2 separate regions of the Homo sapiens genome follow, and region 1 is linked to region 2. A link is an interaction called in ENCODE POLR2A ChIA-PET data of the cell type or tissue named here. Cell type or tissue: GM12878. All regions are shown on one strand. Links, peaks and the distances in the headings refer to the core of each region. The heading gives the core; the rest is flanking DNA.

Region 1 (4,400 bases), core at 75-4,074, 64 kb before region 2:
TATTGTATTTAGTAATTCTCTTCATTTTGCATAATTCAAACCTTTTCATTTATTAGTGAGTTAAGCCTTAAATTTTTTCTTCAAAGGATAAATGAGAATATTAAAAGTAAAAAGTGACCTTGATCTTAGAATGGGGTATGTAGAAATGATGATTGCCAAACTTAGTTTCCCTACTTTGACAATCAAGTAAAATTTTTTTTTTTTTTTTTTGAGACGGAGTCTTGCTCTGTCCCCCAGGCTGGAGTGCGGTGGCGCGATCTCGGCTCACTGCAAGCTCTGCCTCCTGGGTTCACGCTGTTCTCCTGCCTAAGCCTCCCGTAAATTTTTTTATTATAGAAATGGATGGCTTTTCAGATTATATATACTTGGTTTCTATACACTATTTTATTTTTGTAAAGTAGCAGTTCTTTTGCTCAACACCTGAATTGCCCCCACAATAAATTTTTAGTTTTTCTTCAATATTCAAGTAATACATAACTTTTCCTTTTCCTGTTTAACAAAGAAAAAAATATATAAAGCAAGCTGTTGGACCTCCATTGGGTGTTGTTTACCACCACTGTAGGTGATCGTGGCATTGTCCACCTCAGTCTTCTCATGGCTGTGGATTCAAGTTAAGAAATTCCTGAAGGTAGCATTCCAGGTAGTCTGTAGAACAGCCCAAACTCTCTGAATTAGTATTATCTCTGATAGGTGTTTTTTTTTTCTTTGCTTTTTTATTTGAGACGGGGTTTTGCTCTGTCACCCAGCCTGGATTTCAGTGGCACAATCTTGGCTTACTGCAACCTCCACCTCCTGGGCTGAAACAATCCTCCCACATCAGTCTCCTGAGTAGCTGGGACCACAGGCACATGCCACCATGCCCAGCTAATTTTTTATATTTTTGTTAGAGACAGAGTTTCACTATGTTGCCCAGGTTGGTCTCAAGATTCCTGAGCTCAAGCGATGTTCCCATCTTGGCCTCCCAAAGTGCTGGGATTACAGGCATGAGCCGCTGTGCCTGGCCCTGGTAGTTTTCTTCTTATATCTTTCTCCTGTTGATCTCACTTGATTTTCTTACTAGTCTACAGGAAATTTCACGTGGAGATTCTGTGCCTGTCCTCTTTCTGGAATATCTTCCTTATTTTAGCATCTCAACATGCTGTTCAGCTTCTGGCTTGAAACCACCCCTCTCCCATCCCAACCAAGTTAAGCAGCTTCTTTCCTGCTTAGAAGTACCATAACATGTGTATTAATCTTTTTTTTTTTCTCTCTCCTTCCCTTCATTTTAAGCTCCTTTTTATTAATCTGTAGGGCAGAGCTTAGAAAAAGGTTTTTGTATATTGTAAGTACTAATAAAATATTTGTGAAGTTGATTTGGGACTTGGGAGACCTCTCTTCTGTAAGCAACTCAATAAATAATTATTTAAGTACCATCCTCACCCAGTGTACTGTTAGCTGCTGTTATGATATTGATTACTGTAAAATTTTAAAGTATATCCTTGGTAGACTGTTGATCAAAGTCAGAAAGCTTGAGAAACTCTGAGGCAAAAAAAAAAAAAAAAAAAAAAAATGAAGAGCATGAAATGATTCTGCAAACTGATCTTACAATGATCTTTCTTTTTTTTTTTTTTTTTTTGAGACAGAGTCTCACTCTGTCACCCAGGCTGGCGTGCAGTGGCAGGATCTTGGCTCACTGCAGTCTCTGCCTCCCAGGTTCCAGTGATTCTCCTGCTTCAGCCTCCCAGGTAGCTGGGATTACAGGCACACGCCACTACGCCCGGCTAGTTTTTGTATTTTTAGTAGAGATGGGGTTTCACTATGTTGGCCAGACTGGTCTTGAACTCCTGACCTCAGGTGATCTGCCTGCCTTGGCCTTGCAAAGTGCTAGGATTACAGGCATGAGCCACCATGCCCGGCCTCTTTTTTTCTTTTTTCTTTTCTTTTTTGTACACAGTTTCACTCTGTTGCCCAGGCTGGAGTATAGTGGCGTGATCATAGCTCACTACATCCTCAGACTCCTGGGTTCAGGGGATCTTCCCATCTCAGCCTCCCAAGTAGCTAGGACTATAGACGTGAGACACGATGTCTGGCTAATTTTTTACATTTTTTATTTTTTGTAGAGTTGGGGTCTTATATGTTGCCCAGGGTGGCCTGCCACCTTGTCCTCCCAAAGCTGGGATTATAGGCTTGAATCAGATCCCAGTGATCTTTATCCCTCAGCTGCATTTATATGGGCTAAATTCATACATAGTATATCAAGATGTCTTCAGGAAGTTTAAAAAAAAAAAGGTATCAAAAAGACAGTATGTCATGACTGCTTTATCTATTTTAGTCTCTTAGTTTTTGATACTAAAGACTAGACCGGAGAAATGCTTTAACAAATCACAAAAATCTAAGAAAATAGACAGTTAATTATTTTTAAACAGTGGAAGAATTTCAATCATAATTAAAGCAGCTTTTGTATTTTTTGATGTCATAGCCTATAGTGAAATTTCATATATTCTGTTTGTAGATACATGAGTTCCTACGATATGCTTGCACATAATAGAACTAATTACTATTTGTTGAGAACCTAACCTGTACCTAATATACATGTAGTTTCTAAATCAAACATTTTACTTTTTTTAAAAATTGTAAAAAGCCCATAGTAAATTAATCATGTTTACCATTTAAAAATGTACAGTTCAGTAGTGTTAAATACATTCACATTGTTGCACAACAGATCTCTAGAACTTTTTTGTCTTGCAGAACTGAAATTCTGTACCCATTGAGCACTAATTCCCACTTCCCCCTCCCCCCAAATTCTTGGCAGCCACCTTTCTACTTTCTGTTTCCATGATTTTTGACTGTTTTAGATACTTACATGCATGGGATTAAACAGTATTTGCCCCTTTGTGATTAGCTTATTTTGCTTAGCATAATGTCATTGAGGTTCTTCCATGTTGTAGCATGTGACAGAATTTTTTTCTTTTCTGTAAAGGCTGTATACTATTTCGTTGTATGTATAGACTGCATTTTAAAATCCATTTATCTATTGGTGGACATTTGGGTTGCTTGGTGATTTGGTGATTCACTATTCATGGTTAGCCAGGAGTAATATGCAGTAAATGTTGGTATACAAATATCTCTTTGAGATCCTGCTTTGAATTCTTTTGGATATATGGTTGCCCATTGAACAACACAGCTTTGAACTATGTGGATCCATCTATAAGTGGATTTTTTTCAACCAGCCATAGATAGAAAATATACTATTCGGCTGGGCGTGGTGGCTGATGCCTGTAATCCCAGCACTTGGGAGGCTGGGGTGGGAGGATCAGTTGAGGCCAGGAGTTCGAGACCAGCCTGGACAACATAGTGAGACCTCATCTCTACAAAAAATAAAAAAGTTAGCTAGGTGTGGTGGCATGCGCCTGTAGTTTCAGCTACTTAGGAGGCTGAGACAGGAGGATTGCTTGAGCCTGGGAGGTCGAGGCTGCAGTGAGCTGTTATTCATGCCATTGCACTCCAGCCAGGGCAACAGAACAAGACCCTGCTCAAAAAAAAAAAAAAAGAAAATACACTATTTGTGGGATGTGAAACTTGTGTATAGGGTGGGTGGGCTTTTTGTATATGCAGGTTCCATAGGTCAGATTTGGGGGTTTGAGTATGAGTGAATTTGGATGTATACAGGTGGTCCTGGAACCAGTCTTATTCTTCCTCTTCTTTTTTTTTTTTTTTTTTTTTTAATTATTCGTCTTTTATTTTTTGGAACCACTCTTCTGCATATGCTGTGGGATGACTGTATATCCAGAATTGTGATTGCTGGATCATATGGTAGTTCTATTTTAATGTTTTGAGTAACCTCAGTACTGTTTTCCATAATGGCTGCACGATTTTTACAGTCCTACCCACAGTGCACAAAGGTTTCGATGTCTCTGCATCCTTGCCAACACTTGTTATTTTCTGTTTCTTTTGGTAGTGGCCAACATAATGGGTGTGAGGTGCTATCTCATTGTGGTTTTGATTTGCATTAACAATGTTGAGTATCCTTCATGTTTATTCACCCCAAATATTTTACTTTTGAATTTATTGAAAATCATGCATTTTAATTATGTAAAACTCAATACCATGCATCATTTGTTAAATGGGAAAAGGAGAATTTGTCCTTATGACTATTATAAAATATTCTAATAAGGTGAACCTTTTTTTTTTTTTTCTTTGAGACAAGGTCTCGCTGTGTCATCCAGGCTGGAATGCAGTGGCGCAGTCTTGGCTTACTGCAGCCTCTGCCTCCTGGGTTCAAGTGATTCTCCTGCCTCAGCCTCCTGAGTAGTTGGTATTACAGGTATGCACCACCACACCTGGCTAATTTTTGCATTTTTATAGAGTCGGGGTTTCACCATGTTGGCCTGGCTGGTAATAAGATGAACTTTATACTTTTT
Region 2 (4,389 bases), core at 390-4,389:
CCAGCATGGGCAACATGGCAAGACCCCATTGCTACAAAAAATGCAAAAATTAGCCGGGCGTGGTGGTGCATACTTGTAGTCCCAGCTACTTGGGAGCTGAGGCAGGAAGATCGCTTGAGCCTGGAAGAGCCTGGGAGGTTGAGGCTGCAGTGAGCCATGTTTGTGCCACTGCACTCCGGCCTGGGCGACAAAGTGAGACCCTGTCTCAGAGGGGAAAAAAAGCAAAACAAAACAGGATTGCTTGGTTCTAGCCACATTTAGTTTTTCTCGTCTAGGGACAACAGGGAGAACAAGAGCTTTACCATAGAGTGGCCTGCTTAATCCACAACCTAGTTGATAAGGACCTAGAAACAACAACGTCATTAGTTATTCACCTTTTAAATTGTCGACAGTGTTACCGAAAAATCATAGGCCTAGCTTCAGTTTGGAACCAGCTCACCCAAATTTTTTTTTTTTTTTTTTTTTTTTTTGAGACAGAGTTTCGCTCTTGTTGCCCAGGCCGGAGTGCAATGGCGTGATTTTGGCTCACCGCAACCTCAGCCTCCCGGGTTCAAGCGATTCTCCTGCCTCAGTGTCCCGAGTAGCTGGGATTACAGGCATGCGCCACCGCGCCCAGGTGATCTGCCCGCCTCGGCCTCCCAAAGTGCTGGGATTACAGGCGTGAGCCACTGCAGCCGGCTTTTTTAAAAAACTCAGCAAAAAGACTTTGGTTCCTCACTTTCTCCAAGGATAATTACTTCAGGATGTGGAAATATTTCTGAGTTGGGGTCCTTAGTATACAGTTATTCTTTATTACTGCGCAGACCGAATGGGAAAGAGAACTTGGCTGTAGTGACCCTTTTTGTTGCGTTTTCTCCAGAAGGTCCAGTATTCACTCTGTGCGCTTTTGTGTGTTCTGTCAGGCTTGATCACCTTTATCCAAAAGAATTTTCTCCTGTGTCTTTCTTTTTAGATTATTTCTCAAGATGAAGCTGACAGAAGAGGGAAAGTGTATGATAAATACATGTGCAGCTTTCTGTTCAACTTGAACAATGGTATGTTTCAGAGCTGGGAGGCAGTGAGTTCCTGAGTTGCATGTGGCAGCCTTCTGCCGGCCGAGTGTTCAGAAACGAGGGTAGAGGTCAGTGAGGTGACCAGAAGGAGGATCTCCTTAGAGGCATGGGGGGCTGCTTGCTTGAAAGGAACTGGAGCAAGGAATTCCTCAGGGAGCAGATAGACTAGATGTGCAGGAAACCGCCTCTCTGGAGTCCCGGCTGTCTGTGGGTGGCACTATCCCAGCATCTGGCTGTGAAGGGGACGTTGTGCTCTTGCTGCTCACCTCACCTCTTGTGTTCAGGCAGCTCAGCACACCTCCTCCAGTCAGTGCCTCTGAGCGGGGAAGGAGGGGAGGAGCACTGCATTTGCAACCATCTTCCAGACTCCCCTGGATATTCTCAAAGGACTGAGAGGAAAGGCAGCTGCTTTCATAGCTGATGTTCTGGGGTAGAATGTAAGGCTGTGTAGGGATGTTTCTGGTGGGATTATGTGAAAATGGAGGTAGGCTTAACATGTAAGATATTCAGAGAAACTCTTAGTTGGAACAAGTAGAATAGGTTTTTTTCTATGAATGCTTTATAGACATTATAATGAAAAAAACTAATTTTAAATGTGAAAATGCCTATTCGTGATGTTTGGAAGAATTTTGTCAGATTTTTTTTTTTTTTTGCTATGTTTTGCTCAGTAATGTATGTTTATAGTTGATAATTAATAGCTTTTGAGTCAGATAACCATCTTGAATTATAGGTGATTAATTTTAACCTGGAACAATAGTGTGTTCTTCCAAATGTCATTTCTTACTGAATGAAGCTGCTTGATTTATTTGCTTTTGCAGGCAAACCCTGAAGAACTGTAACCAGTTGCATTTACAAAATCATAATAACTTGGTTTACTTATAACTGAAATTATTCACTGGGCTGTGCTTACTTTTTTCTTTTTAGATTTTGTGGTGGATGCAACCCGCAAGGGTAACAAAATTCGTTTTGCAAATCATTCGGTAAATCCAAACTGCTATGCAAAAGGTAGGTACCTTTGACGTGAGAATTGGAACTCCCTTTTCAGTCCTGTGATGATGGACTTGAATACTTCTGGGATAGTTGTTTGTTATGTGAACAAGTCAGTTAACCCCCCGTGGCCCGTCTTCATGCTCACTGACACCAGTGTGTCTCTTTGCAGTTATGATGGTTAACGGTGATCACAGGATAGGTATTTTTGCCAAGAGAGCCATCCAGACTGGCGAAGAGCTGTTTTTTGATTACAGGTTGGTAAAGTACATTTCTAGCATGATCTCTAAGGGCTTTTTCTACTGGATTGTGAACTCTGGACAAAGGAGGGTTTTTAGTTCTTTGCTTCTTTTGATGGGTCACTTTGCCATGAGCATTAGTGGGGAATTAGGTTACACTTTCCTGTTATGTATTTATTATCCATTTATATATTATACAAGGCATGCTTATTTTTAAAATAGAGTAAAATCCATGCAGAAAGCCCCATTTCTCACCCTGCTGTTGACAGCTGGGTGAGTCCTAGACCTTCTCATATCATGCCGCATGCTGCATGCTCACTCGTGGAGCGTTTTCCAGATAAGTGCGATCACACTGTCCTATAGATTTTTCTGCAACATGGTTTTACTTGACAATATACTATGCATATCTTTATGGATTAGATCTACTTAATTTATTGTTTGCTATAATACTTATTACACATATCATTACCATTTTAAAAGGGGCTGTTGGCAAATCGCTGTCTGATCACCCTGTGGGGATGCCTGGGACACGTGGGCCACCAATGGTATCTGTGTGGTTAGGCATTAGGCTGCCAGTTGACACTGTCAAGCTCTGTGGGATACATTTAAGTCAGCCATTGAATACAGATTTAAGTGCAGTCAGATGACTGTCTAGTTAATGAACTCCTGTAGCCCCGTGTACATCCCATCCAGAAGCTGTCTTTGAGTACTGTGTTCTTGCATATTCAGGCTGGCCTTTAATGGCTGTTGCACAGCAGCGAGCTCTCAGTGAGGCAGACAGGGTCTGAGTGAAGGGCCCACTTTAGCAAAGGCCGCTGCCTTCACTCCAGGCTGGCTCTGAATGAAGAGTGTGGGGTGGAGCTTCCTTGGGATGACCCGGTGGCCTCACCCCCCATGGTGGGCTTCTTGTGCTCCTCTCTGGGTGTCCGCTGCACTCCAGTTCTTGCTTCACCTGGGGGAGCAACTGGCGGGCTGCTCTTTGGCCCTCTTTGCTATGGTCATCATTTTTTCCAGACCATGGTTCTATTTTGCCTTCCCAGCGTCAGGCCTAAGCATCCTGATGTGGACCAGCCTTCCTGGGACCACTTGCTTCAGAGGCATAGGGGAGGCTGGTCAGGCTCTGGGAATGCTTGTAGACAGGTTTGTTCACTTCAGAACTTGGCAGCGTCTCAATTAGATGGCCAGCAACACAGACCTATGCATTGCCTTCTATGAATGTGCCGTTATGCAGGCAGCTGTGTAATTGGATGGGTTTTTTTTTTTTTTTTTTTTTTAAAGACATTTTAATGCACCCACTATCTTCAGCAGGCTTTGTTGTGTTAAGTCTCAGCACATGTTGGATGGGTGGCCATCCAGCGGACATCTCCTTCCTGTTGTTTCAGATACAGCCAGGCTGATGCCCTGAAGTATGTCGGCATCGAAAGAGAAATGGAAATCCCTTGACATCTGCTACCTCCTCCCCCCTCCTCTGAAACAGCTGCCTTAGCTTCAGGAACCTCGAGTACTGTGGGCAATTTAGAAAAAGAACATGCAGTTTGAAATTCTGAATTTGCAAAGTACTGTAAGAATAATTTATAGTAATGAGTTTAAAAATCAACTTTTTATTGCCTTCTCACCAGCTGCAAAGTGTTTTGTACCAGTGAATTTTTGCAATAATGCAGTATGGTACATTTTTCAACTTTGAATAAAGAATACTTGAACTTGTCCTTGTTGAATCATCTCTCATAACGTGTCAATAACTGCTTTCAGGACTGCTCAACAAAAAACTTTTAAATTTAACTCCTTGGGTTTTTTAGTTGTCTTTGTATGAATCTTGATTTAACTAATACTGCCTGTGAATATGTGGAAGACATATATGAAGAACACTGCTGTGCATCCTGAGGGCTTACCCAGTAAAGGGCTTGATCTTATAGACAAGACCAGGGTGGGTACGTTCCAGTCAGCTGTGCAACCTGGAGAAAGAGATTTAACCTCCAAGTCTGTTCCCCATATATAAACTGACAGAGTAGACTTTTAGGTTATTTTTAAGAACGTACCTAGTTCTAAACTCCATTAGTCTAGATAGAGTTCTTTAGAAACAAACACAATATAAGTTGGGATTCCTTACCTAC

What was found. ChIA-PET counts read pairs that join two places held together with the same protein. Peaks named below come from ENCODE experiments on the same cell type or tissue, not always from the same donor. Only the 100,000 strongest peaks of a DNase experiment are listed, where the experiment ranks them.
Region 1: POLR2A ChIA-PET joins it to region 2 with 5 read pairs; 4 of 35 experiments call an interaction of 5 or more read pairs at or near these places.

The regions. Positions count from the first base shown.
Region 1 is chr7:148,870,707-148,875,106 of GRCh38, reverse strand. All of the region lies in intron 1 of EZH2 (enhancer of zeste 2 polycomb repressive complex 2 subunit), which reads left to right. Among named protein-coding and RNA genes, the nearest start is that of EZH2, 11 kb to the left of the region's middle. In GM12878, for the core only: no CTCF peak of the experiment used is centred there; no DNase peak of the experiment used is centred there; H3K4me3 peaks cover 534 bases; H3K27ac peaks cover 455 bases.
Region 2 is chr7:148,806,978-148,811,366 of GRCh38, reverse strand. EZH2 (enhancer of zeste 2 polycomb repressive complex 2 subunit) reads left to right here. Exons shown (of 20, transcript NM_004456.5): 17 at 953-1,034; 18 at 1,977-2,057; 19 at 2,212-2,296; 20 at 3,661-3,984. The coding sequence ends at 3,721. Among named protein-coding and RNA genes, the nearest start is that of EZH2, 75 kb to the left of the region's middle. RefSeq lists an enhancer at 3,127-3,627. In GM12878, for the core only: no CTCF peak of the experiment used is centred there; no DNase peak of the experiment used is centred there.